2 separate regions of the Homo sapiens genome follow, and region 1 is linked to region 2. Evidence: chromatin loops called from intact Hi-C (ENCODE). Cell type or tissue: CD14-positive monocyte. All regions are shown on one strand. Each heading gives the region's core, and the rest is flanking DNA. Links, peaks and the distances in the headings are about the cores only.

What was found. Peaks named below come from ENCODE experiments on the same cell type or tissue, not always from the same donor. Only the 100,000 strongest peaks of a DNase experiment are listed, where the experiment ranks them.
Region 1: it touches region 2 in a loop (3.0-fold over the local background); 13 of 110 quality-filtered maps call a loop at or near these places.

Annotation. Positions count from the first base shown.
Region 1 is chr10:124,018,172-124,032,926 of GRCh38, reverse strand. CHST15 (carbohydrate sulfotransferase 15) reads left to right here. Exons shown (of 8, transcript NM_001270764.2): 6 at 11,515-11,671. Among named protein-coding and RNA genes, the nearest start is that of CHST15, 68 kb to the left of the region's middle. RefSeq lists enhancers at 5,582-6,578, 7,284-7,453, 11,584-12,090, 12,091-12,596. In CD14-positive monocyte, for the core only: a CTCF peak has its summit at 7,042 (motif pointing left); DNase peaks (open chromatin) are centred at 7,026 and 7,556; H3K27me3 peaks cover 1,035 bases.
Region 2 is chr10:124,380,772-124,395,526 of GRCh38, reverse strand. No RefSeq gene overlaps it. Among named protein-coding and RNA genes, the nearest start is that of OAT, 31 kb to the left of the region's middle. RefSeq lists a silencer at 6,021-6,310. In CD14-positive monocyte, for the core only: CTCF peaks have their summits at 4,797, 5,918, 6,128 (motif pointing right) and 7,875; a DNase peak (open chromatin) is centred at 6,166; H3K4me3 peaks cover 1,112 bases; H3K27ac peaks cover 649 bases; H3K27me3 peaks cover 1,209 bases.

The DNA of each region.
Region 1 (14,755 bases), core at 3,318-11,317, 360 kb after region 2:
GCCTAATTGATCCAAAGTAGAGGGTTTGAAAATGTTGGAATTTTAAGCAAAGTCAAATCACTTTTAAATTTCCAGAGAAGGAGTCAAGTGGCAAGTCCATTTTTTTTTTTTTTTTCTGGAGGAGAACAGAGGAATAATGGAAACAAGTGGATGGGATGGTTCATATGGCCAAAGAAGCCAGCCAAGAATTCATGTTCCAGTTTCCTCTCTGTAAGAGATCATGACAATTTAAAACTAGCTTGATGCATTCCTATGCTAAATTGGCCCAGTTAATTAAAAAGAAGCCACCAATTGCAAGCAGAATTTTTCTTTATTTAATCCCATTCGTAAGTGGTAAAGACTATTCTTTTCAAATGCATCTCACATTAGCCTCCTGCCTCTTCATTTGTGAGACAGTTGATAGTGTTTGTCTCTTAATTCAGAGGCAGTTATAGCCCCCGTTAAATGTGAAAAATGCGTGGAAGGTGCTGGCACCTCCAACCTAGTTGCATTCCTCCTTTATTCAAGGGACATTTGGAGTGGGGTCATGTACCATCTGTTAAGGATTTTACCGTGTCTATGTTTGGGGTTTGATTCTGTGTGTAGTCTTAATGCAATGCCCAGAAACAACCCACCACAGGAATGGTTCATTTTCCCATTCTGTGATGATGAGTCCAAAGGGAAGGAGAACTCAGCTTGGCGAAGAATTCAAACTCGATTTTGACCCAAACCCCTGGAGTCTTGGAACCTGGCTAGTTCTTTTCTTCATCTGCTTATATAAACTGATTTTTTAAACAACCCGTTGGACTGGTCAAATGATTCAGTTATGACGATAAACTAGGAAAGGAAGCAGGCTTTTAATGAAATGGATTCTGTTATAGGCAGTCACTCATGGGGACACAGAGGAATAGCAGGGCTGAACATTTGGGCAGGAATCCTGGTTTCATCAGTTTCACTCTGTCTGCAGAGTGTGTGAGGGGGCCTCAGGGTGGTGCACAGCTTTCACCCGCTGAGTGTCTGGGAGGTGTACCGGGGTCATGGTGGCAGGAACACAGGCATTGGAACCCCAGCCCTGTCACTTACTGCTCTGTAAACTGGGACAAGAAACTTAACCTCTCTGTGCCTTATTTTCTCATCGGTAAAATGGGGGAAGATAGTCCTACCTCCAGGGTAGTGAGAGTTAAATGACTTAATATTTGTAGTAACGTGTTTAAACAGTGCTTGACAAATGGAAAATATGTAACTATTATTATTATTAGGTATCAGTTATTACTAATAATAACAATAAACTGATCACTCATTTACTCACTCCCCAGAGTTGCAAACCACATAACCAAGTTTTGGTCAACAGTGGACCCCATATATGATGGTGGCCCCGTAAAGTTATAATCCCGTGTTTTCATTGTGCCTTTTCTATGCTTCAATACATAAATTCTAACTCTTATGTTACAACTGCTCACAGGATTCCTGCGGTACAGGCTGACAGCATAGGAGCAGTAGGCTGTACCTCGCCACCTAGGTGTGTAGGGGGCTGTGCCATCTGGGTTTCTGTGAACACTCTATGACATTCACATAATGACATCACCTACTGATGCATTTCTCAGAACATATATATCCCTGCTGTTAAGTGACGCCTGGCTGTATTTATTGAACACCCTTGATGTGCTAGATGCAAGCTGTACATAGGAGAGGAAAATCCATCCCGTTTGCTCTCATGGAGCCTCTGTCTAGTTGAGGGAGTAGGGCCAGGCTTCATGTAAATGACTGAGCTGGGGCAGCCCCTCAGAGCTATCTCTGGGTGAGGCTTCTCCCATCCACCCATCATTGGACAGGACCACCTGTGGAGGCTTAACCTTGGTTGCTGCTGGTGGTCTCTTCAGCTGAGGCTCGTTCCCAGGAGGGACTGGGCTGTGAGTTATTAGCAGGATGGCTCCCCAGTTTTGCAAAGCTCTGTAAATAGGAAGGACCCGGTATTTGTGGATGCCTAAGCCTGGATGCACCTCATTCACCTACTTCCACATCAGAGGGAGCAGGATGCCCGCCCTAGGGCAAAAGCCAGCACACACAGAAGGGAGCTGAGCCGGATTCATGCCTTCGAACCGCAGCGGAACTTTGACTTGAGAATCTCTCTTGCTATTCAGGCAGCACCGGAAGCCCCTCTCCAAACAGCTCAACTTCCCCCAGCCCCTAGAAGCACTGATTGAAAGCCCTGGATGTGTTCTCAATCAGAAGAGAGCCTGGCACTGGGAATGTCATGCGATGTTTTCTCTAGAACAGATTTGCACAAGGATTAAAACGCAGGCTGTTCCTAGCACTGAGGGATTCATTATTGATTTAAACCATCTCAAAGGGAAATTAGGAGAACGCCTCTGTGGAGAAGAGACGGAATGAGGAGAAAGCCGTGGGGATGTAGAGGTTGCAGCAATAGCCACGGATCGATTTCTCTTTCTCACCTCTCCCTCCAGCTCTCACTCTTTCCTTTCCTCTAAGATTTTGGAAGATTAAGAATTACAAGGGTCCTTGTGAGGACTACTGTAGTGCGGTGTCTTTATTGAAGCTGCCTATTGATTCCTGGTGGGTTCAGGCATTTTGCTTCCCAGAAGCTGCCTGTTGACACACCTTGATATGGGCCCTGGAAGCGGCACGAGGTCACTTTAATAGGACTGAGCTGTTGAGCCACCTGAGGTCAAGGGGGTTGGCCTCGATCACAGAGCGGGGAGGGAGAGCTGGCAGCGCCCAGGCCAGAAGGACAGCTCGGGTCTTTGTGAAGGGGTTCTCTGAAGACTGTTCAGGAGGGACTGCCTGGTGAGGCGCCACATCTTGTTATTGGTGGGAGAAAAACCACCAAGCTGAAAACTCCCAAGTGCTGAACACTGTTTATGTTTTGGGGAAATGTTTGTGAAGTCCTTGGCAGTCCTGTGTATTCCCACATGATTGTTTGGAAAGGACGGTTCCGAGCAGGAGGAACACTATAGGGAAAAAGAGCTCCGTTGTGTCTGTATCTGCAGAGATCCTAAGGTGAGATGTGTGCCCGCTGGGCTGGGATCAGGGAGGGCACTTAGAAACGACCCTGGGGCAGCCACAGTTCAGGGACCTGTCTCACCCGGAGTTCTGGGCTGCTTAGTGAGGTTGACGCTGTTGAAGGAGGGGGTGGCAGCACATGTCACATACTGGCCCCGCCCCGGTGTGCAGTGGCCATTGCCCTGCAGTGAGGGGCCCACACCCTGCGCCTGGCTTTATAACCAGGGGTAGCCCGCCAATCCTCAGTGCACCCCAGTTTTCTTGCTTGTAGAAACATCTGCCATGAGAGTCACTGGTGAATCACGAGAAGGTGCTTTGTAAACCACGCCAGGCTCGGAGATGTCAGGGATGCTTGGTGTCGCCTCTGAGAAGTGCTGCCTCCCAGTCTGTGAACAGTTACCGGGGCCCTGTGATTGGATGCTCTGGAAGGAACAAAGAGGGGCTGGGAACCCCACTCGTGCACAAGGAACCTAGGGCCTGGTAGGAAATAGAATGGCCCCAACAAACAGGGCACCTGCCATTCATTTGGGCGTTTTTAGGACCAAACATGGATGTTTGTAACTGGCAGAAAATGAGCCTCACCAGTGTCACCCCTGTGTTCAGTCTAAGGTGACCTTGGACATTCCCTCCAGATCAGCTGGCCTGGCCAGTCCTGTCTCATCCAGCCTCCTGATGAGACAGTCACAGTTTGTGATTCAGTGGAACAAAAGGGCTCCGTCTCAGCTACATTAAATGGCCTTTTTTTCCTGGTAGGAAAAAAATATATAATCATTATTGATGGCACCATATCACAGGCTGGGAATTATTGATCAGTGATTTAAATTCGGATGCCAGCAAATGGAGAATAACAAGGCCAGGTGCCCTGGCTCCCTCTCATTACAACCCTCACGTGGCCACAGCACTGCAAGATGTTGTTGAGGGTGAATTGGAGGACATGAGTGTGTCCCCATCTCGGGTCCTCCTGCCTGAGGAAATGGGGCCGTTCCGGTAACTGTCATTGAGGAGCCAGCTGGGGGGTTGGGGGGTGTTTGAGGAGCACGGGGAGGTGGGGCCAGCGTCACCGGGGTGAGCCAGCCCAGGGATGGTCACCTGCTCCCAGCCGCCTGCAACTTCAGCACCAGCTTGGGATCTTTTCTCAAAGGTGGCCCTCTGAGAAGTCCCATACGTGGAGCAGTAACTGGAGGACATGTCAGAGCTCAAGGCCACCAAGCGCCTGCCCTTGTCTGAGCTGAAGCTGAGATTGAAGCTTGTGCGTTTGGGTGCCTTTTGAGCTGGGTGATCTCAGTGACTTCTGACATGAGTCCCTGTGGGAACTGCTGTGTTAGAACCAGCAGTCGCTCATCAGGGTGATGAAAACATCTTGGGACTGGGGAGTGGTGGTGTTCACACAGCTGTGTGGTGTATACTAAAAACTGGCGAATTGTTCACATTAAATGGGTGGATGCTACGGTACGTGGATCATTTCTCAATATAAAAACGATATGAACAAAAATACAAAAGGAGGAGGAACCCACTATGGGGAGAGGTTTTCCCAAACTAGTGGCCTTGGAGCCAGGTCCTGCAGAGTTCTCCACATAGAGGCCAGGCCGATGAACAACCACATCATCACTTAGGAACAGGAACCATCAAACTCTAATGAGCTATTGCGATCACCAAGGAATATTAGCTTTTCCAAGAGATACAAGATCCCGCAGTGTGTTCCGGCTTCATGATAGATGCCTGAATTCCCTTTTGCTGTTGCTGTCACTTTTCTAGATGCCGGATGTGATGTTCCGTAAACACATTTGCTGTTCCCGACCGTGGCATTGGAGTTCCTCACGTTTATCCTAAGTGTTTATTTGCCACTCTATTACATTTGTAATTGTTTATCAGTCTCCTGTGACTTATTAAGTAGTTCTGGAGAAGAATTGACTTTCTCTTCCAAATCACCGTGCACCTAAAATAATAAAAACACCTAAACAAACAAAACCCGAAAACTATCAGTGCAGACGGCCAGCACCCACTCTAGTCAGCCGTGGATTCGTCTCCTTGCCTAAGCTCGGAGGGCAGGGGCCACATCCAGCTGGGTGAGGCGCTTTGGGGTCAGGCAGGCCTGGGTTTGTTTGGGTCCCAGCCCTGCCCTGGAGCTTCCTGGGCTGCGTGACCATGGGCAAACTCCTTAACCTCTCTAGTGTCAGCCTTCTCCCCCAGTAAAATGGGGTGGCCCACATCTCATTATGGGGTTGTGAAGATAGACGCAGAGCATGCATGCAGCACCCTGTACAGGGCATGGTGGTGGTGGCCCTCCCTACCCCCCAGCATCCACATCAGGAGTGGAAACTGAGAACATTGCAGGTACTAAACCCGGAAAGCAATCACACAGAGCCCTGGCGGGAGGAGCAGCAGCAGCTCCTGCTTTAATAGTGATCAACTCACCAACCTCTGCTCGCTGGCTCAGAACAGCACGCTGTAAGTGTCCCTGAATGAATCCAGCAGTGGTCTTGGCTGTAAGTGTCCCTGAATGAATCCAGCAGTGGTCTTGGCTGTAATCATCCAGATTTTACATAGTAGGGCCTTGCCACTGCTGGCCTCTCCTTTGTCCCTTGGGGAGAGACATGGTCACTTTCAGAGGCACTGGATTGATGGAGCCCTATGCCCCCTAACATACATTTCCCATCCCACCGCTCCTCCAGGGGTCCCAGGACCCCTGCACTGCACAGGAAAGGGGCTGAGCAGTACCCCATGAGCACGGGCCCAGTGTGAGGGGCCGCGCCGACAGCCTTCTAAAATAACCGCAGCACAGAAGGCCTGGAATGCATTTGGACTTATATTTGGAATTGTCGTTGGAAACAGTCCTGGCCAAATGTAATACCCATCTGTTCGGGATGGTTTGAGAGTAAGAAAATGAGGTGGCTCAGCTGGAGGGGGCTGGGCAGCCCTGAAACTCAGGGCTGGGAGGGTATGATGTCCCCTGGCCCCCACGCTATCCTGGAGCCCTCCTTCCCTCCAGCCTAGGCTGCTCCTGCCTTCTAGGACCATCCCCTCGTGTTAGCCTGCCCTGACTGGAGGTATTTCCCCTTGCCTGCAACCAGGCTTTCTTCCCGAACCTTCTGCCCGCTGGTCAGTCCTTCAGGAGTTCGGGACTGGGCTCCTTCCTGCTGAGTTTTTGCATCTCCAGGGAGAGCAGCCAGGTTTGGTGCCCAGCACTGAAAGCAAGCATCCGCTGAGGCCGTGAGCTGCCTGTCGCCTGGCTCCACCCTCCCACATTCCTCATGCCGTGCCCCTGTTAATGCATCCTGGGGTTGCATCCGTGCCCCTGCAGTTCTGTGATGATTGATCGTGAGCTGTGTGTTTTCCATTACATTGGTCTCCTTCCCCCACTTCCTCATGGGATAGTGGATTTTGAAGACTAAAAGGTAGACATTTCAGTTTGTTTCTGTACGTTTCATCTTGTTCCACAGTGTGCCTGTCTGGCCTTTTGACGTCCAGTGGATACTTGTTCTTGATATGTTTGCTGTTCTCAGCATTTTCTGAGTGGCTTTAACCTATCCGAGTGGCTTTCCCCCACCCAAGATTATTAACTCACTCTTTTCCCCTGGAGAGTAGTCAAGGGGGAAATGATAGCTTTGTTACTTGAAGACAATCTTAGGAAGCATTCGCTTAATTCTTGGGGAGAACCCAAAGAGTGCTCCCCCGTCTCAGTGCTCCCCTGTCTGAGTGCTCCCCTGAAGGGAAGTGCTCCTGTCCGCATTTGCCTTCCTTCATGCTTCCTTCTGGGAAATGTGGCCACATGACCCCAGTCCTCCCCTACCCTCAGGGCCACTGTTCCAGGGTCTCAGGGTGGCAGAGAAGTATTGGCAAAAATAACTCCTTGGAGTAATTGGTCTTCCTTAGAATTGGGGTTTAAAATCTGTCTGGTTTCCTAGGGCAGTCATAATAAATCACCACAAACTTGGCTTCTTAAAACAACAGAAATGTAGTCTCTTATGATTCTGGAGGCCAGAAGTCCTAAATCAAGATGTCTGCAGGGTTGGTTCCCTCTGGTGGCCCTAAGGGATAAAAGCCGTCCCCTGCTCCCAGCTCTTGGTGGCCTCCAGCAGTCCTTGGCGTTCCTTGGCTCATAGACGCCGCACTCCAGGCTCTGTCTCCGTCTTTCTGTGGTGCTGTCTGTCCTCTCCTCTTTTTATAAGGACACCTGCCATTGGATTTGGGACCACCGTAAATCCAGGAGGATCTCGTCTTAAGATCCTACACTTAATGACATCTGCAAAGACCCTATTTCCAAGAAAGGTCACATTCACAGGGGCTGGGCTTCAGACTTGGACATAATTCTTTGGTGTCCACTATCCATCCAACTACGGAATCCAGATGGTGGCCATGGCTTGTGGTGAATCTAGTCCCTGTTCAGATGTCTGTGACACAGCAGGATGCCAGGGACCCAGCATAGTTTCTCGCAGTGGGGTTCGAGGGGCTCCCAAAGCCCACTGCCAGTTCTCTGAGCAGATCCAAAGTACCCAGAGGTGACTGAGAGGCCAAAGGAGTCTCTTTTCATCCAGCCGAGGAAGGAGCGTGGCCTGGCTCTCAAAGGCTGTACATGTGACTCACAGGAAGTGAGGTAGTGAGTTCACTTTAACCCACCTCAAACAGATGAAAATCAGCCGTTTCACCTGCTAGGGGTGGGCTTGCCTGGTTGGAACAGTAGGTATGTCCCAGTTTTTCCTAGGGATTACTTCTTGATCTCTGAAGAATTGTATGGAATCAGCAGATTCCTCATGAAGTGACTTTGTATTTAAAATCAAGACAAGCTTAGGTGCTTTTGTTTTATTTATGAGCCAAATATCTGCAAGAAATGTTATTACCACAAAGAAAATTCTCAGTATGGAAACCTTCAGCCAGTGTTTGGGTTTGTGTGAGGTAATTTATGTGATGGAATTCCAGTTCCACCAAACAATTTGGGTAGTTCTGTGGGCATCTTTGGTAAAAACTGGGCTTCGAATACTTATTTAACGTGGGATTTTATGACAGTTTCAGAAGCATCTGTTACTTTTCATTGACGTAGTTTCTTGGGCTGAGCCATATTATTGACAGGACTCATAGGAAATGTGTGAGCCAGGAAGGGTACCCCTCAGACCAATTGCCACCTGGCACCCCTCAGTGCACACAGCCAAACCTTGCTTGAAGGTTCACGCGTGTCTGATTTTGGCACTTATTGACCAGCCATTTAGGTCATAGTAACCATGAGCGACCCTATGGCGACAGATGCCGTGTTTCAGTTTTGATGTGTCTTCTAATTCTGAAGAAGGAAAATAGCACAGGTGATGTTGGGGACACCAGTAATAAGCTGATGTGGTGTTGTCTTGGGGAATATTCTCAGGCGAGTGTGGATCTGGGGAAATCTACTCAGTGGCCACCGAGCCCCTTTGCTGACTGTCTCTTTGGACAGTTTGGCTGGCCAGGCTGTGGTAGATGGAACACTCCTGTTCCGGTGGGTGTTTTGATTCTAGGAACTCTGTGGGTAGATCTCAAACTGCTCAAGACTTCCAAGAGGTGTCCTCTGTGGACATTGGCCGTGGATGAATTCTAGAGGGCTGTGTCAGAGGCACCCGATGTGCCAAGGTGGGCTACGGAGGTGGATAGCTTCTGGGCCTGTCCCTAAGAAATGCTGCTCCTCATATCATGACCTCAATTAGAGGGGAGGGCAGTGGAGAAGGCGCATTTGCAACAGACCCTGCTATAAGGGAGCACAGTTTTTGCAGGGTAGTATGTGGCTGAAGGTCTGGGAGCGTTTGGAAGTATGGATGGCGGCTGGGCGTGGTGGCTCACGCCCGTAATCCCAGCACTTTGGGAGGCTGAGGTGGGTGGATCACCTGAGGTCTGGAGTTCGAGACCAGCCTGGCCAACACAGTGAAACCCTGTCCCTACTAAAAATACAAAAAATCAGCTGGGTGTGATGGCAGGCGCCTATAATTCCAGCTACTCAGGAGGCTGAAGCAGGAGAATTGCTTGAACCCGGGAGGCGGAGGTTGCAGTGAGCCGAGATTGCGCCATTCCACTCCAACCTGGGCAACAAAAGCGAAACTCCGCTTCAAAAAAAAAAAAAACGAAGACGGAAATATGGATGTCAGATACCTGGATGCATGGGTGCAGAATGAGAGTCACAGAATTGCCTTCCCTGGAAAGAGGGGAAGCCAGGTTGGAGAAGTTGAAGGAATAGAAAGTATAGAGCTTTGAGGAGAGAGAAGTGTGACCCTGTGGAGCCACGTAGGCCATGTTTTTCATAAGCCCAGTTTCACCCTTGGCCCAGAGATGCAGGTGTGTGTGCAAGAAGAGAGTGGGACATATGGCAGGAAGGTTGAAAACAGACAAAAAGGGCTGCAAGGAGAGATAGAGGAGAAAAAAGAGTAGGAAACTCACACCCTGAATGTTCTGTTGAAGATAAAAACACCTCTTTTTTTTTTTTTTGAGAGAGGTTCTCACTCCCATTGCCCAGGCTGGAGTGCAATGGCATGATCACGGCTCACTGCAGCCTCAACTTCCTGGGCTCAGGTCATTCTCCCACCTCAGTCTCCAGAATAGCTGGACTACAGGCACGCACCACCACGCCTGGCTAATTTTTTGTATTTTTAGTAGAGACAAGGTTTCACTATGTTGCCTGGGCTGGACTTGAACTCCTAGGTTCAAGTGATCCTCCCACCTCGGCCTCCTAAAGTGCTGGGATTACAGGCATGAGCCACTGTGCCTGGCCCTGACATTTATTAAAATGGCAATGCAGGCCTTCTTCAGGACCATTGTGGTAGGTATAGGGACTGCCATGACAGTTTTTCAGTAGAGGAGAGAGACTCCGAATACAACTAGGAAAAGTAGGGATTTTAAAGCCGAGGCAGGTGGATCAGTTGAGGCAGGAGTTCAGGACCAGCCTGGCCAACATGGTGAAACCCCATCTCTACGAAAAATACAAAAAAATTAGCCAGGTTTGGTGGGCAGGCGCCTGTAGTCCCAACTACTCGGGAGGCTGAAGCAGGAGAATCGCTTGAACCCAGGAGGCGGACGTTGCAGTGAGCTGAGATCACGCCACTGTACTCCAGCCTGGGGGACAGAGTGAAACTCTGTCTCAAAAAAAAAAAAAAAAAAAAAAAGAAATGCCAAGGAGCAGGGCGAGGGGGTTGGTGGCTAGAAAATTACTAAGGGGAAACATCAAGGGGGAAGGGGTGGGGATTCTGGCTAAACCAACCCGATGGGATTCTTGCTGGAGACAGGCCAGGTGGCCAGGCATCTCCTGGGGGTGGTGGACTAGGAACCTGATCAGATAAGAAGGGTGGTCAGTTAACCAAGGGTGGGGGATTCTGGCTAAACCAGCATAGCAGTGTCAACAAACAATATTTTGACAAATTTAGTTTAGAGATCTCACTGGTGTTTATTAGCACGGTCCATGAACAGGGCAGCATCCCATTCCTGTAATACGAAGGTGCTCCTGTGGGCCCAGCCAGGTTCTGGCTTTATAGGCAGAAACGGGCTGAAGAAGCAAAAACAGGCAACGGAGAGTGGATTGTTCATTTCAGAGTGACTTTCCTTCTAGGGTTAAAGCAAAGGGGACGTCTGACTGGTTGCTGTGTATCCCCTGGTTTTTTGGAAACTGGCCCATTCCGAGTTCAGTTCAATTACGTGGCACCTAGCACAGATGACTCTGTTCTGGCCTGTGGGGGCCTATTGCAGAAGCTCAGTCCAGAACAGTAGCCTCTCATACATTTTATTTAACAGCAGGATTCTTGCTAAAATAGGGTGGTGCAGAGATGGACCTGGAGGTAAAAAAGTTAAGGTCTAGTTGGGAGGAGGATACAGAGGAGCCTGAAGTGGGTCAAGGAAGACGATCAGTTCCCGTGCGGCAGCATTCTGCCATACGTGTGTGTGGTGTCTAGGAACAGATCTGTGTCCACGGGTAAACGTGTAAGTCTGCAGGTATTCCTGTGCATATGTGGGGGTGCTTTTACATCGTGTTAAAAACAAGGTCCCTACCAACCTAGAAAGATACATCTCATCATTTTTTTTTCAATGTCAGGAATGCGTATGCAAAGTAGTGGGAATTTCATGCGGAATTGTAATATTGTGAGAGCAACAGATGCTCTTATTTTTGTTCCCTTCAGTAGAGGAGAGAGGAATGAGAAGGTGCATAAAATTTTCATGGCTTCTCTTTGCTAGTGTACCATTTTTGTAATCTGGTATTGTTTGAAGCTCCCTGTTACTGTGAAAACAGAGGCTGCCTGAGATGATAGAACAAGCAACACCATAAAAGCGGCTGGTGGTTTGTGTGGGGCCAGTATAGACATGTCTGGGTCTGGAAGAGCTTAGGTGGCCACGAGAAGGGCGGGAGCTCGGAGGGATGAGGGAGGTGGCTCATCTGCAAGGGAAAGAAGAAGGGTGGTTGTGCTTCAATCAGGAAAACTAGATAATGTAATTGTACACTGATTTTCATTGTCGCCCAAATGGTGTGATTGCATGTTCATGGGTGGTAAAAATATGCATTTATTTTATTCACAGGTTGTACTCAGACTATCTCTACTTTGCAAGTTCGAATAAATCCGCGGACGACTTCCATGAGAAAGTGACAGAAGCACTGCAGCTGTTTGAAAATTGCATGCTTGATTATTCACTGCGCGCCTGCGTCTACAACAACACCCTCAACAACGCCATGCCTGTGTGTACCCCCCCCCCCCGTACCCCCCGAGCTGGCCCCTGGCAGAAGGAGCTGGTTTGTTGTTATTATGCAAGCGGCATTGTGGGTTTGCGTTTCAGCATAGGAACAGAGAGAAGCGTTTTAATGTGCAAATGCTGTTCCCCATTATTCATGGATGTAAAAGCTGAAAACTGATGGGCTCTTGGTCTGGCTCCTGCCTTCCTCCCTGCTGGTCACCTGCCACCTCCCCCTCCTCCCTCAGCAGGAGGATGAGGGTGCCTTTAGGAAGATTACCATTTAGCAAGACACCCAGCAATTAGAATCGGCAGACATGAGGACACCCAACTCTCAAATTGTCTTAAGAGCATTCTCTTGAGCGGTGGATTGTTTTGTTGGTTTAAAAAACTACCCATCAATGATTTTCAATGCTTCTTTGACAGAGTCTCAATTGAAAAACATTTTCTGTTGATTCCTCAATCGTATCTCTTGTTCTTCCTTCAGAACTATGTCTGTAAATTTCTAGCCTTTTTGAATGCAAAAAGCTGTTATTGGTGAATTCAGCACCTTTTAGCCCCGGGATAGTTTTCCATGCTGGGCTCCCTGGGCTGGCTGTGTACTTCAACAGCAGGGCTTATGCAGCGAGCATTGCCGCTGCGTGTTCCAGAGTGGCTTTACAAGCCTTGCTCTGCTCAGCGTCTCGCATAGCAAGGCACCAACAGGCCTGCTGTGGAGTCTTGGAAGCCCCCAGGTGGTGGGACTTCAGGCCAAGAGGCTCTGCCCCCTCTTTCTTACTACAGAGGCCGTGGGATCTGGGAGGCAGCATGCAGGGGCAGCAGGTGGGATTCCAGGCTGCCCTGTTGGACTTTGTAGTTTGGCAAGGAAGATGCCACAGGGACACAGGTAACCCCAGAGCCTGCTCTGGTGCCAGGTAGGAGGAGTACACTTTGGAACCAGCCATTGGTGTGGGTCAGGTTTCCAGCTTGGCCATTTGCTGGCTCTGTGACTCTAGGCAGTTGTCTCAGCCTTTCTGAGACTCAGTTGCTTTGTCATACAATGGGGTAATAATGCTGCTGTACCAGGCTGTTGTGATGGGTCTGTCTTGCATTCCTGCGTTCATTCTTGCCACTATGTCCCCTGCATGACGCTGGGTCCTGGGGCCACAGCAATGCCAGGACAGGTGTGGTCCTTGCCTTCCTGTGCAGCTGGCGGGGAGAGAAGATGGAGGCTGGGCAGGGAGCTCTGGCCACCAGAGAACCACCTGAGAACGGGGCTTCAGGCAGGTTCTTAGGAGAGGGAATGTCTGTGCTGAGGCCTGAAGGAGAGTTGGCCAGGGAACTGAGAGCAGCGTGTGCAGAGGCCCAGTGGTCAGCACCACCTACCATACAGAACGCAGCCAGCCGCCTGGTGTGGGAGATGGGGGGCACTGAGGCAGGGGGCTTGGGTGCGTGGCACATGGGGCCGCACCACCTGGTCTAGCCTCAGAAGAAGTCTAGACATCACCCTGAGAGAGATGGGACCCCTCAGAGGGTTTTAAGCAGAAGATAGTGTAGGAGTGGAAAAGGAATATCTCACTACTGTGTTCATGGCTGAGGCACCTATAATAAAAGACTAACGCGAGAAAGCACACATACTTGTTTAACGTAAATTTCATGTAACCCGGGAGGGAGCCTTCATAAGGAAACGGAGACCCGGAGAAACGGGAAACCTGTGCGTGTTTGTGCTTGGGTTTGATGAAGAGAGCAGTCGGGGAGAGGGCCATGATTGTCAAAGGGGGAATGACTCAATGGCTCTGTGGCCACCGTCACAGGGGACACAGGGTCTCGGAGAAACTCTATTTGTGTGTGGCTTGACCAGCACAGCTTGTCGACCCGGCTTCGTGACCCAGAACCACTCTCAGCTGTGACTCTTGGCCCTGGACCCCTACGGAGTGAGTCTGAGAGAGCAGGCAGGGCAGCCCACCCGGTCCTCAAGGCAGCTCCCTGAGGGCGGTCTCAGGGCTGGGGCTGGCAGGAGGAAAGGGGCGCTGGCATGACGCCTCAAGGTGGGGTTGTGGTTTCTTCCAGCACTGATCATGATGCTGAGCAGAGAGGGGTGCCCAGTGTGCTGACAGACACGAATCAAGTTGCAGCTGTGACTCAGGCCAGGCCCATTTCGTGCCACATCTACACTTTCCTGGTGCAGGTGGCTCTTCCATCCTGCAGGCCTCGCATGGAGGACCTTCAGTCCTGGCATAAACAGTAATAGCAGCAGCTCAGAGCCAGGGCTATTATGGGTCAAATGCCGAGGTTGGCACACAAATCGGGGAACGTGCTCGCGGACTGGGTTTCCCCATCATCCTACCATGCCTGATTCAATCCACCCACGAGTCCTTTTCCCTCTTTTTCCCAGTATTTCTAGAGAGCTCCACTGTTCTACCCTCTGCTATTGCCCTGATTCAGCCACTGGCCCTTTCATTGTAACCTCCACCTGCACAGCTTCCCTCTCTCTGGGAGACAGCCCCTCCCCAGACCCCTTCTCACCTTGATCCGTTGCACCAGGCATCTTTCTAAGATGCTGAACTGCCATCACTATTGATGGGGTTCAAGGCACACTGCCCCCAAATATAACAGCTTGGCATTTGAGAAAACAGCAGAAGCAGAAAGGCCATTCTTGCCTCCCTGTCCCCTCCTCCTCTGAAGCTGGCCATAAAATGCTCAGAGCAGAGGTGCCCTCCCTGTACATCCTAATCTCTGAAGATCCGGGGGCACAGAGGCGAATCTGAACAGACAGGCCTGGCTGTGTCTCCCCCAGTGCATGACCATGAGATAATTTCCCTTTACAGGGATTCGTGGCTCCGAGCTCACTTCTTTGGCTGGCACTCATGCTCTCACTTAATCAGCCAATATTTATAAATGCAAAGCAAAGAGAGGAAATTCCCCAGCATTATTAAATGATATAATTGGAATCCTAAACAACTGTAATTACAAACAAAATGTGTGACATCGTCAGGAGACTGTCTCCAGGTGAATTTAAAGCATGGCTGGGGGATTTGCCTACTTTAGTGTGGGAAGCAAGGGTGCACCTTTGTCCCCTGAGGGTCAGGGGGTGCAGGACCCCTCCAGGAAT
Region 2 (14,755 bases), core at 2,390-10,389:
GTGACCACTTCATATCTTTTCACAATGGTGCAAAAGTGCACAGTGTTTCTATGGAGTAAATCCCTAGAAGTGACTTGCTTTTCAAAGAAAAAAAACTCAAGTTAATTGTGTCACATTGCTCCCTGCCTCCCCCAGGTTCTAAAAAGTTACCTCTTAGCAGTATGAGAGTTGAGTCTTTGGTACTCTGTCAGGGTAGTGCTCTGTCACTGAATGACTACGTTTAAATGAGTGAGCAGTTACTGGGAGGCCTCCTCATACCAATTACAACTGGGGTGGCACCCAGGCCAGGTAAGCTCTCCAGGGCATTCAAGGTTGAGAACCTGTCTTAGGAATCTTATTAAGATGCAGATTTTTGTTTTGGAGACATAGTCTCACTGTCACCTAGGTTGGAGTGAAGTGGTATGATCTCGGTTCACTGCAACTTCCACCTCCCAGGCTCAAGCGATTCTCCCACTTCAACCTCTCTACTAGCTAGGACCATGGCCGTGTGCCACCAGATTTGGCTAATTGGTTTGTATTTTTGGTAGAGACAGGGTTTTGCCATGTTTCCCAGGGTGGTCTTGAACTCCTTAGCTCAAGTGGTCCACCTGCCTTGGACTCCCAAAGTGCTGGGATTATAGGTGTGAACCACAGTGCCCAGCCTTAAGATGCAGATTCTAATTCAGTCTCTCTCTGTGTGTGTGTACTGGAGATTCCACATTTGCAGGTTGCCTTAGGACATACTATTATTATGATGAGTCAGTTTAATTTGCATTCAGTTATTCTCACCAGAGATGACCTTAGGGCAGGTGATTTTTAACAAAGCTATCTTCCTGCTAAATTCTTTGAAGGCTTTAAAAGTCAGAGAGGACCCAGAGGTAGGAAAGTACAGGGAGTTGTGGAGACGGTGGCCAATGACAATGAGGGCCTTTGGGCTTAATTTGGTGAGCAGTGGGGTCACTGAAGAAAGGGGTTGAAGCAGGGGCGTGGCGTGATCCTATTAGAAAATCCTAGGCTGGGTGCGGTGGCTCATGCCTGTAATCCCAGCACTTTGGGAGGCTGAGGTGGGCGAATCACCTGAGGTCGGGAGTTTGAGACCAGCCTGACCAACGTGGAGAAACCCCATCTCCACTAAAAATACAAAAAATTAGCCAGGCGTGGTGGTGCATTCCTGTAATCCCAGCTACTCGGGAGGCTGAGGCAGGAGAATCACTTGAACCTAGAAGGCAGAGGTTGCAGTGATCAGAGATTGCACCATTGCGCTCCAGCCTGGGCAACAGAGCGAAACTCTGTCTCAAAAAGGAACAAACAAAAGAAAATCCTTTCTGGCTGATGGTTTAGGGCTTACTCATGCAGTACACACTGGTTGTAGGGCCTCAGGGCCTATGTCCAGTGGTGAACAGGTGGGCAGGAACCTGCTGACGGCACTTAGTGCCCTGGGGATGAAGTGGAGGGGTGGTGAAGCGGGAGGCAGGGAGAGTCAGACACAGGCTTTGGATTTGGGGTAGAACATCAGGGCAACTGCTGTGGTTAGATACTCCCTTTCCTTAGCTGTGAGGAAGTGGGATGCTATCTACCTTTCAGGGGAGTTAGGAGGATTAAAAAAGATGGAGTAGGTCAAGCTCCTGGTGGAGGACCTGGCACAGAATTACAGATCAATAAATAAGTTGCTAGCTCCCCCTCCCCACCCCCAACACATACAGTTGGAGGAGTTTGGGAGAGAGGAAGCTTCGGGAGAAGGATTCTTTCAGATAAGGGTGACATCTAGATAAGGAAGAGATGGCGTAGAGCTGATAGCCTGGCTGTATCACAAAGGGGATGTCAAGTTAAAGGAAGAAGCTGAGGCAAAATTAATAATCATAAAGTTATTCATGATAGCAGGAGGCAGACAAAATGCCTAGGCTGATAGGGGCGGTCCCCAGTGAAACACCACCTTCAAGCCAAAAACAGCCTGAAGTCTGAAAGACTGAACTGTTGGTTCTGGATGAAACCTGTGACCCAGAGTGAGAACTTCTGTTCCTATTTGCCCACTCTTTCCCGATTGGTTCTTTCTGAATAACGCTTTTTGACCAGTTGAATGTTGCCTTTTCTGATACTACCTATGGCCTGCCCCTCCCCCATCCTGTGCCTATAAAAACCCCAGACTCAGCCACACTGGAGGAGACCACCTTCCCGTCTCCTCTCTGCTGAGAGCTGTTTTGTCGCTTAATAAACTTCTCTGCCCTCACCACCCCTCAGTTGCCAGTGTGACCTCATTCTTCTTTGACGGACAAGAACTCCAGACTCACTGAACATGGGTACTCACAAGGCTGTAACACTGTGGCCCTCTGCCCTTCACTGGCAGAGGGCAGATGCCTCATGTGATGGAAAGTAGTGATGGGGCGGAGCTGGCCCCGGAGCTGCGGGCTGGAATGGGGCAAGGGGCTGACTGAGCTGTTAACATGCCACCGTCTGTTGGGCTATGGATGGTGGGACTAAAAGAGCTAATGAGCACATTGTAACACTCTTTTGGGGCTTTAGGGTCATGGGCACCCCTGCCTGGGCACCACTGCATTCCCCTTGGAGTGACACACCTGGTCCAGCTGCAAACCCCGCATGGAGCCCACCCCTGTGCCAGCATTTGGAATGGCTGGCTGGACCCCACACTTGCTCACTCACATACCCCCTCCCACCAGGGCCTGAGCATGCAGCAGCAGCTGCTGTGGGATCTGCGCCGGAGTGCAAGCCAGATGCGGCCTGGCAGGCCCAGTAGATGGGGTGCCTCCTGCTGCGTGCCTGGCAAAGGGGCCGAGAAAAATCTTCTCATTTGGGCCAAGCTTGAGAACTGCAGCCCAGGATACATCATCAGTTTGCCTTGGGGAGTGCTCTGGAGAATATTTATAAAGAAAAAAAAATCAGGAGAAGGGGTGATTATAAAACTTATTTATTAGGAATTTTCATTGGTCTAGAGAATTGGCATTAGTTACTGATTGGCTATTCATTGTTGAAGTACAGGATGTATGGCGTTTTTGTGGCCATTTGGCTTCAGTTAGTCTAGAGCTGCATGGCAAGGGGCTTCGAGAGGTAATTATTTAGCTCAAGGGGGAGTGAGACCTGACTGCCATTATATTTTAGATACTTTTCTGGGCCTGATAATTTAAAGGGGCTCACATTCTTCAGGTAAAAAGTTATTTTTCTTCTTCGGGGAGGAGTGGTTCAAAGTAGAGGAGAACTCACAGAGTATGTGGTGCCCAGATGCACATTTAGATATGTGCAAAAGAAAGATGATAATCTTGGTACATTTTTGCACTTTAAATAGTCACCACCTTCACTCTCCACACCCCCTAATGATAACTTGTTCTTTGGATTCTGACCTTCCAGAATACCTCATCTAAATTAATTACTGCACATATAAGAAAACTGAGGTTGGGATAGGACATCTGATGTACCCAGAATAACAGAGGTGAAAGTGACAATGCGTTTCAAGCACTAGGACTGTGAAGTTCCCAGCATGCTCTCTGCAGCACATCTGTATGTGATGGGGAAGCACCACAGAGGTCGGGGGAGGCATATAGGGGACATTTATAGGTTTAGATCTGTGCTGCTCAATGCCAGCTGCACTTCAGAGTCACCTGGCTTGCTTAAAAAATTAGTATCGGCCAGGTGTGGTGGCTCATGGCTGTAATCCAAGCACTTTGGGAGGCCGGGGTGGGTAGATTACCTGAGGTCAGGAGTTCAAGACCAGCCTGACCACCATGGTGAAACCCAGTTTCTACTAAAAATGCAAAAATTAGCTGGGCGTGGTGGTGCACGCCTGTAATCCCAGCTACTCAGGAGGCTGAGGCAGGAGAATCACCTGAACTCAAGAGGCGGAGGTTGCAGTGAGCCGAGATTGTGCCATTGCGCTCTGGGCTGGGCAATAAGAGTGAAACACTGTCTCAAAAAAAAAAATAATATTGATGGCCAGACCTCACCTCAAATCAATTACATCAGCATCTCCTGGATGGGGCCTTGCACCTGGATATTAAATGCTCCTGGGGATTCTAATGTGCAGTCCTTGCAAAGTGGGTATTGAGTGTGAGGCAGGGTGTCATTCACCCAACCATGCTGGGGCACTGACGTCTACTGGTGAATAAGGCACACGATTCCTGGCATCAGCGGGCTTTTTAATAGGTACATTTATTTCAAAAATGTTTATTGAGTACCACTTGGCTGGTCCCGGAGGATAGACAGTGGTTCAAATAAATAGCATTTATTCAGCAGTCTGTGCCAGGCACTATTTCAAATGCCTTAAGTCTCACTCCAGGTATTATTACTTCCATTTACAGATGAGGAGACCAAGGCTCAGAAACACAAGCTTGCTTTAGGTCATTGAAATAGTGGTGATGCCCAAGAGCCTTGGATGGGCTGGACAAACCTTCTGAGGGAGCCAGTAGGTGGTCCTGGTGCCTCAGGGACTGGGGGCTTTGAGAACAGCTCCTCCCTTTGTCTCAAGAGCTTGGCCAAGAGGCCCCTGTGGCCTGTAAAAGCATTTCAATTTGTTTTGAACTTGGGGGATGGATTCTTAAAATACCAGCAGGAGGCATCAAAATGAATAATATATATCTAAAAGCAGCTTAGTCCATTTAGGAAAAAAAACTTTAAAATATATTTCAGGGCTCACTCCAGTGTTCCATGCATGTATAATGGCTCAGAGGAGGTTTATTAGCTCCCCAGCCTTTATTTTGATTAACTTGCAAATGAGATTTTTTCTCTATACATCAGCCTAGCCCTTCAAATTGTTAATGAGATATCTGAACTAAAATGGCTTTTATAATTTGCATCACAATACTTAAGAGCCCAGCAGATGATTGCTGCAAATAAGCCTTGTGTGGAATAGCCAAGCATGGCTCAAGGCAGGGTTCGGGAGGACCACCGACAGCTCAGGCTTGCACATCCATGGGGATGCAGGGTCTGGGGGCCTTTGATCTTGGTGGCTTTCTCCTAGGCCAGTCTCTGAGACCGGCAGTGAAGGGCAAGTGGGATCCACCAGCCCCTACTCTCTCCTGCCTTCCTTTTTATCACAACATCTCTTTAATTTATGGCCCCTGAGTGCCAAGCCGTGTACCTGTGAACAAATGGAGTAATTACTCCTGGGAGAAATAGAAAAACATGGATGCAGACCATACAGAAAGCTGCCGGCTTTCAGTGGGGTGACCTGGGAGTGATCACCGGGTGAGGGTGTCCTGCCAGTGTTCTAGGAATCCTGGAATCATGGAGGGTCTCCTGCCAGTGTTTTCATGTTACTGGAGGCTCAGAGAGCGGAAGGGACTTGTCCACCGGCTGCGCTCCCTGGGACAGAAACCTGGGGAGGCCTCCTGATGATGACGGGAGGCGGTGGCGTGGGTGGTTGCTGCGAGGCTCAGAGCTTCGGTTTTGCTTTTGCCTCTGACAACCAGGATGACCTCTGGCAACTCAATGCCTCTCTGTCCTTTATCGAATGAGGGGGTTGAATTAGGACAGAACAGTCACGGGTGGTTTCACAACAGGTGTATGTTCTGAGAAATGCGTCCTTTGGCGATTTTCTCGTTATGTGAACATCATGGCGTGTACTTACACAACCTAGATGGCACAGCCTGCTACGACACAATGCTAAGTATTTGCATAGCTAAACACAGAAAAGGCACAGTAAAAATATGGTATAATCTTTTGGGACCTCCGCCATATTAGAAGGGCATGACTGCCTGGTCTCTGGAGGTGGGGGTGAGGACTGACCAGGTGAGCCTGAGCCCCCATCCAGTGGGCACCGGGCTCAGGTGGGCGCGCGACGGGTCTTGGGAACTGACAGAGGAGCCAGGGTCTGAGGCCCCCGGCAGGTTTTATATAGAGATGGCCAGAAAAGCGCCCCCACGTCCTGTGAGGTTCCCATTCCCCCGTCTTGGGTTTTAAGATCCCCTTGAGACTTAGTTTCCCCCAAAGTCAGTTTCCCGAGAAAAGGAGGCCCCATTTCAGCAGAAAGGGGCTTCGAGCTCCAGGGAGAGGACGGGGGTGTGGCGAGTTGTCCCCTCCCCTCCAAGACTCAGCGCCCACGCGCAAGTCAATAACCCCAAGTCCGGGTCCTGGGGCTTTTGGCCGGAACTGCTCGCAGCCATAGGGCCCCACGCGCGTTGGGACGGCAGGGGGCGCTGCCCGCAAAGCGTTGCTTCCCGGCCGTCCTGCGAGCCCGCGAGATGCGCGTGCGCGAGGCCGGGGCTCGGGAGCTGGGGCGGGGCCGTGGGCGGGGCCAGGAGCCGCGCTGGGGACCGTGCCCTCCTCCGCCGAGGCCTGTAGGGCGCTCGCTCTTCGCTGGGCCGAGTCCCCCCGCGCGCTGCAGAGCAATACAGTTCTGTAAAAGTTTATTATTCTGACGTTGGAATATGCTCCTTGGAGACAATTCAGAACTTGCAGAAACCAGAGCCCCGCGGCCCCTCCCTGCGTAGACTGCGGGCGGCTGTCCCGGGCGTGGGCTGCGGCCCCGCGGGCCCATGCGTGTTCTGGGGACTCTGGGGCGCTGGTTCAGTCCCGCGTGTGTGGGAGTCACGTTCACCTCCTCAGTGCCAGGTGCTGTCCGCGCACCCGTCGGAGCGCCTCGGTTCACCGTGCAGAGGTGTGGGCTCCGGGGCAGGGAAGGGTCCACCCCACCTCCCGCGCTGCAGCGAGCTTGACAGGTGGTGATCCTGGACAGGCGCATCCGTTGGGCCGGGGGCAGGGGCGCTCTGACCCTGTGGGCAGGGCCTCCCGGGACTCTGCCCGGAGCTCCTGGCTGGGCTGTGCCCGGAGGGATCTGAGTGGTGGTCCTTGGGCCCTTGCGGGCCTCAGTTTTTGCCACTGTGCAATGGCCTTACTCATACCTGCCCTGGTGATTGGGGGACCGAAGTTGTGCAGGGGGTGGGAGGATGCGGGGCCTGGTCTCTGCCTGGCTGGGGCCCACCTTGATCCGTGTGGCCCTGCTGAGCCCTGTCCACTGGTCACTGAGATAGTGACGGTCCTGGGCTGGGCAGGAGTGGCAGGCCCTGGGTGTGTGGATGCCATAGGAGGAGAAAGAGCTTTTCCTCACCGTCCTAGGTTCCTGCCTGGGACTCATATAACAAGAGAATAACATACACATTTATTTAATATAATTTTTACCGGATGCAGGAGCCTTCATAAGGAAATGAAGACCCAAAGAAATGTGTAAACCTGTGTGTGTGTGTGTGTGTGTGTGTTTTTGAGACAGAGTTTCACTCTTGTTGCCCAGGCTGGAGTGCAATGGCAGGATCTTGGCTCACTGCAGCCTCCACCTCCTGGGTTCAAGCGTTTCTCCTGTCTCAGCCTCCCAGGTAGCTGGGATTACAGGCGCATGCCACCAGGCCCGGCCAATTTTTGTATTTTTAGTAGAGATGGGGTTTCATCATATTGGTCAGGCTGGTCTCGAACTCCTGACCTCAGGTGATCCGCCCACCTCGGCCTCCCAAAGTGCTGGGATTACAGGCGTGAGCCACCACACCCAGCCAAACCTGTGTTTTTTATGCTTGGTTTGATAAAAAAAGTGGATAGTCCTAGAAAAGTTTGATTGGATAAAAACGTCTGATGTAACGGTAATAGATGGAGGGACTTAGCCAGGCCTGCGTGTTCACAGTCTCCTCTATCCCTGTGTCTTCAGAGGTGAGGATGTTTCTTCTGGGTATAGGGAGACTAACACCTGAATGAGGGTTTTATGTCCTGCTTCAGGGGAGAAGGGAGGGTGGGAGGTGAAAACGACCTTTCTGTTTCTGCTGTTTCCTCAAATGCCAAGGTGCTGTATTTTGGGGTACCATGTCCTGAACCCCATCAGTGCCAAGGGCAAGGCTGGTGCCCAGGGCCCAGTCCTGGACTTACCTTGGACTTCGTGGATGGGAGGGGAGGTGGGGCCTGAGGAGGGGTGACACCCGCAGGTGGAAGCTTGTGTCTGCATCCCAGGAGGCAAATTACCAGCTCTGAGACCTAGGACCAGTCAGTCACACAACCTCTGGAGTCTCAGTGTCCTCATGTAGAAATGGGAGCAGCGGGCTGTGGGGAGGTTGATATTGGCTGCTGGGTCCTGCCTGTAGCTCCCTCTGCCCCCGACCTCAAACTCTTGAGCCCTCTGGGATCACCTGAGGCTTGATAAACACACAGGGGCCCCGGCCCTGCTCTGACAGGTGGCTTCATCGAGTTTGGGTGGTACCAGGAATCCCGCTGGGAACAACCCTCTTAGGGTCTGGTCAGGCACCCTCCCAGCCCCCAGCACAGGGCAAGGAAGTGCCAGGGCCATGGGACAGCAGGAAGGTACCCTCCCCAGGCCCACCAATCCCACAAGACTCTGTTGAGAAAGAAGGATTTTAGTGGTTTGCGTGGGGATGCTGAATCGGTGTTCCACTTAAGAGGGCTCAGGGAAGTGAGGACACCCTGGGACACCCCAGGGGGTATGTCCTCATCCTGGCTTCACTTGACTGGGGCCTGGTTTCTAATCCTGGGCTCACTTGCCCGGTGCCTGTCTCTCCCCCAGTCTCAGCCTGATGAGTGAATGAAGGTGATGATCACCCGTCCTTTATGGCGGGCCGGTTCTTGCATTAGATCTTACGATCCCCATGCCAGCCTTGAAAAGCCGGAGTTCATAGGACCCAGGTGCAGGGAGTTCAGACAGCTCTTAACAGAGTCTTAAGGTGGGGTGCTGAGGCTGGATCCACCTGGACCTGGTCCCGGACAGCCCGGACTGTGTTGTGGAGTGAAGGGAAACTTCATCCCCATGTTGTCCAACCTCGAGTGGGCCTGGCTGGTTTGCTAAGTGTGACCAGGGGATTGGGCTGGTCCAGAATGTCTGGAGGCCTGGGGTAAGGGGAGGGCAGCGTCTGCCCCCTGCTACCCCATCCCCCTCACCTGTTCCTGTTGCCTGGGGTTAGGGTTAGCGAGTTGTGACTCCACCCTCCTGCCCGGGTGGGTGGAGAGGGCCCTCTCTGGAGAGGGTCTGTCAGCCTGCCCTGTAGAAGAGCGGGTGTGCTCTCCTGGGGTGGGAGGGGCCTTGCCTTTCTGTTTGGAGGAATGTCTGCCTCCGTGGTACATTCCAGAGAGAGCAGCCCCTCCCAGCTTCTTTAGGCTTCTCTACCTTCAGGTGAGCAGAGGGGCGGTGTCGGGCCTGCAGCAGCTGCGCCTGACCCCATTTGCGAGGACTCAGTGCCTCCCTGGGCCCGGGCTGTTTGTGGTCTCACCTCCAGAGCATGTTTGTCTGGGTCACCACGCCCCCTGCAAACAGCCCTGTCTGGGGTGGCCAGACCAGGCCCTGCCCATGGCCAGCCACTTTTCCAGCAGAAAACTCAGCCCCATTGGAGTCCCCCGCCACAGCCCTGCTTGAAGCTTTGAAGGTGGGAGCCAGAGGGGCAAAGTCAAAATTGCAGGGAGAGTAAACACCTGAGGACCTAGTTTGGCCTGGCTGAGACGCTGGGCGGCTACAAAGGGACAGTGTGAGGGAAGCCCTCGCAGCAGAAGGGACCCATTCAGTTCTTGCAGAAAGGGATTTGCCTGCTAATTAGGCAGGGAGGACCCTACTGGTGTGTGGGCTGCAGGAAGGGGTGGCATGTAGTGGGGAGCTGGTGACCCTATTTGGGGAAGAACCTGCTGGTTCTGAGCTGCTGGAACCTTTCGGTCCACACCTGACCCACAGACCACCTGCTCCAGAGTCAGGCGGGGAGCTCCTTAAACAATGGCGATGCGTCAGCCCCAGCCCAGGCCTCCTGGCTGAGCCACAAAACCCATCATTGCATGAGGGGCCTCCGATATACCAGCCCTCTGCCTAGTGCTTTGCAGCCATCAGGCCTTCCCACCACTGCCCCTCAGCCTCCTGCACCTGAGATGGGGGTCCCTTCAGCCCTGGGGTGACCGGAGGCAGGCTCGCTCACGTACTCGGTGCACTGTGTAAATCCATTCACATTCTCCAGGTACGCTGTCAGGAGAAAGGCTGTGAAGCACCAGAGTCTCTCATTTCATCTCATACCTGGAAGGTCTATTATTAGCTCCATTCCACAGGTGAGAAAACTGAGGCTCCAAGAGGTTAACTGACTTGTGCAAGTCACACCACGCTAGGGCTGGGCTTTTTCCCATGATTCTGCCTCTGGGTATGGGTGGGGATTGTGCATGTGAGGTTGTGAAAAGCTCTCCGGTGGTTGGACTGTGTAGATCTCTGGTCCAGATAACCTCTTGCCACCATGTCCTGTGGTCTCACTGCACATGGTTCTGGGGAAAGTGAAGAAGGATCCTTTAAAAGTGCTGATGGATAGCATGAAGACAGGCCCAGGGAGGGACCCCCTCTGCAGGATGCCCAGGCATGCACGTGATACTCTCTTGTCCCATGTAGCAGTGATGGCAGCTGAGAGTCATTTCCAGACCCTTCTGGAGAAGTTCCTATCCCTGTAATGACAGCAGTTGGTTTGCTTAAGAATGGTCTGAATGCATCTTGGTGGGCATCTGGTGGGTTCACGGGAAGTCACTTGACTTTGTGCCCACTGTGCCTGGCATGGAGGTTGGCCCCCAGTGGGCATTTGTTCTGGGCTGGTTAGGAGTGAGGGAAATGGATCGCAAAAGAGGGGGCCAAAGGGGTGATCAACTGCTGCTGGAGGGAGCCCTGGGGCTGAGCAGGGCTCAGTGGTCTTGCTAGAGGCAGAGAGAGGGGGTCTGGGATCAGGTAGGACAGAGGGGTCTTGAGCAAGGGGGGTCCTGGGAGACTCCCTCCAGCACTGAGGTGCTGGGCAGTGCTGGGCTAACCAAGGGCACAGGCCTGGGGCTGGCAGGCTAAGGCTGCCGGGGCACTGTTTGGTCCCCATCGTTCTCTGTCCTGCCTGTGGGGCAGCACACTGGCTACGGGGCAACACATCCGTCCCTGTCATGCTGCCGACTGGCATCAGGCAGGGGAGTTTGGGGACATCCCTACTGCAGGCCCCTCACCTCTCACTGGGGCCTTGGCCCTGTGAATTCCTGTGTGTGAATTATTCTGTGACGAGGATGAAGGGAGAGCTGGGATTCCCATCGGTCCCCTCTCAAGGACTCAGAAGAATGCTCTTAGACAGGTGAAAAATGGAAAAGCTTTGCTTAGCTAGCAGATTGCTCCTAAAGCAATTCACAGTTTGGATTGAAAAAGTGGGTTGCTGTTTCTTAGGCTGTCCCTTGGGATCCTGCCCTCCGAGGCTTGGCAGGTTTTTCATTCTGGTGAGAGAAGTCTTGGCTGGGGTCCTGTGAGGCTGAATGGAGCCCAGAAGGGCCACCAGGTGTCCTGATTGCAGAGGAATTCAACTTTGTTGGTTCCTTGCCTCTGCTTTGGTTTTAAATGAAGGATCAGTGGCCAGGGAGATTCTGGAAATAAATGTGAGTTCCTCAGCCACCGGAGAGCTAGCCCAACAGCGGCTTACACCTGTAATCCCAGCACTATGGGAGGCTGAGGCAAGAGGATCGCTTGAGCCCAGGAATTTGAGATCAACCTGGGCAACATAGTGGGACCCCATCTCTAAAAAAAAAAAAAAAAAAAATTAGCCAGAGTGGTGGCATGCACCTGTGGTCTTAGCTACTGGGGAGGCTGAGTAGATGAGCCTACTGAATCAGCCAGCAGATGAAGACATGTACCCTCCACTATCTTGAGTTATTCATGAGGTAGGAGGATCACCTGAGCCCAAGAGATTGGGGCTACAGTGAGCCACGATTGTACCACTGCACTTCAGCCTGGGTGACAGAGTGAGACCCTGTCACCCAGGGTCGAAAAAAAAAAAAAATAAAGACCCTGAACTATGTCTGTCATTTTTAGGATCGCAAAGACTCAGAGTGATAGCTGTTGATTCCACATGCTGGCCAGAGGGGCTGGCGGTGTGGGTGAGGTGCCTGCCTGGGGCTGCACATGCAGCTGACTCAGTGGTACATAGACTGTGCTTGAGTCGGGAGAGGGCCCTCAGTCAGGCAAGGTGGCCAGGTTGGGGTGTGTCAGGGAGTTCAGCTAGATTTAATTTTATTTAGAAAAACTTTCAAATGAGATATTTATTGAGTCTGAGTGTCGTGGAGCAAATTCATGCTTCTTTACACAAATAAAAATAATATTTGTGACTGGCAGCTGCTTTGTAAGTCTGTAGAGTGGATTCCTGTGCTTGGGGTGGACCTATTTGGTCAGTGGGGGCTTAGAGTTTTTTTTTTTTTTTTTTTTTTTGAGACAGAGTTTCGCTCTTGTTGCCCAAGCTGGAGTGCAGTGGTGTGATCTTGGCTCACTGCAACCTCTGCCTCCTGGGTTCAAGTGATTCTCCTGCCTCAGCCTCCTGAGTAACTGGGACTACAGGCATCCGCCACGCACCTGGCTAATTTTTTTTGTATGTGTAGTACAGACGGGGTTTCAGCATGTTGGCCAGGCTGGTCTTAAACTCCTGGCCTCAGGTGATCCGCCCGCCTCAGCCTCCCAAAGTGTTGGGATTACAGGCGTGAGCCACCACGCCTGGTCCCTTAGGGTTTTATGATGTCTGTTTTACAGACAAGGGAGCTAAGAGTCTGCCTAGCACCAACTTCACATGATGTCGGCGGCAGAGCTGGGGCAGGGTTCCACCACTCTGGCCCTCTGTGAGGCTAGAGGTCTTCAGTCTTTGGAGCACTCCAGGGACATGTGGCCACTTTTACAACATCTGTATGCCTTGTCTGGGGTGGGCCCGACACATACGTGTGTATATATACATATATAATTATTATTTTTGGAGACGGGGCCTCACTCACTCTGTCACTTAGGCTGCAGTGCAGTGGTGTGATCATAGTTCACTGTAACCTCAAACTTCTGGGCTCAATCACTTCTCTCGCCTCAGCTTCCCGAGTAGCTGGGACTACAGGTGTGTGTCATCATGCCTGGCTAATTAAAAAAAAATTTCTGGCCGGGCACGGTGGCTCACGCCTGTAATCCCAGAGCTTTGGGAGGCTGAGGTGGGCAAATCACAAGGTCAGGAGATCGAGACCATTCTGGCCAACATGGTGAAACCCCGTCTCTACTAAAAAATACAAAAAATTTAGCCAGGCATGGTGGTGGGCACTTGTAGTCCCAGCTACTCTGGAGGCTGAGGCAGGAGAATGCCGTGAACCCAGGAGGCAGAGCTTGCAGTGAGCCGAGATCGTGCCACTGCACTCCAGCCTGGGTGACAGAGCAAGACTCCGTCTCCAAAAAAAAGAAAAAGAAAAAAAAATTTCTTTTCTTTTTTTTTTGAGAAAGATTCTTGCTCTGTCACCCAGGCTAGAGTGCAGTGGCATGATCTTGGCTCACTGCAACCTCTGCCTCCCTGGTTCAAGTGATTCTCCCGCCTCAGCCTCTGGAGTAGCTGGGACTACAGGCATGCACCACCATGCTCGACTAATTTTTGTATTTTTAGTAGAGACAGCGTTTCACCATGTTGGCCAGGCTGGTCTCGAACCCCCCTGACCTCAGGTGATCTACCCGCCTCTGCTTCCCAAAGTGCTGGGATTATAGGCATGAGCCACCACACCTGGCCAAAATTTTTTTTTTTTTTTTTTTTTTTAGAAATGAGGTCTTGCTATGTTGCCTAGGCTGGCCTCAAGTAATCCCCCCTTCTTGGGCTTCCAAAGTGTTGAGATTATAGGCGTGAAGCACTTCCCCTGGCCTACATGCATATTTTAACAGACTTTCCAGGTGCTTCTGCAGCATAGCCAGGGTTGAAAACCCCTGGAGCAAAGTTTCAGTGATCAAAGCAAGAAGATTCAATTGGATCAGCAAGTCGATGAAGAGATGTACCGTCCACTACCTTGAGCTAGTCTTGACTTCCTCTAGTGACAATTGTTGACCGGTTTGTTTTCCTGGAGTGCACCAGACCATGCAGTTGGGATTATGTGTTCAGTGCTGACCCACTGCCAGCATTGGGAGTTGAGAATCCATAATTCAGCCACCTTTATTGAGTACCTGCTGTGTATGAGGCCAGGGATGCTGAGGCGGGTACTACAGAGAGAACCCTGGATGCCGGGACACTCATTTTAGCTTTACACATTCTGTGGCTCTGCCAGGGGGCACCCATCTGTGGCATTGCTGGGGCAGGGTGATGACAGAGGCTTCTGGGTGCTTCCAACTCTAGATGGGGTCTTGTCTTTACTGTCCTTGGGTGTCCATTCTGGCTCTGACATGGTTGGCTGGGAGCCCGGGACACCCAGCTAACCTTCCGTGCTCAGGGTTCTCTCGGTCAGTCCAGTTTGCATTGATCATAGTCCATAATCCCCTGAATGCGACATCAATTAAACAGTGTCCTCCACAGGAAGGGCTTTGATTTCTTTCCTCAGCTCTGACGGGCGGCTTTATTGATGTCGCTGCTTCTTTCCGATAGTGCTTGCGAAAGCCGTTCCTGTTCTCCACCGCGAGAGGTGCCTCTTGTTTCCAGTGATTTATTGCACTTACAACGTTGATGTTTACAAAGAACCGCATATTTATTCAAGCACAGAAGTTCGTTTCCCGCAAATACACGTGTGAAGGAAAACCAGATGAGTCAGAGTGTGGGAGGCCTTCCCAGCAGGATGGATGTTGGTTTCCTTGATTTCCCCAGCACACCTGCCCCTGCCTGGCTGGGCATCTTGAATCAATTTGCAGACAACTGCCAAGAAAAGCTTGAGGTGCATTATTTTCAGAAATTGATGAGCAATTCGAAATCAAACCAGGGTCTATTGGGTGTTTACAGTGCCAGGATCTGAGCTAGGGGCCAGAGAATGAAAGCTAAGAAAAGACAGATAGCATCTCAAAGTCGTGGGGGAGGAGAGACAAAAACAGCAAAACTCATAC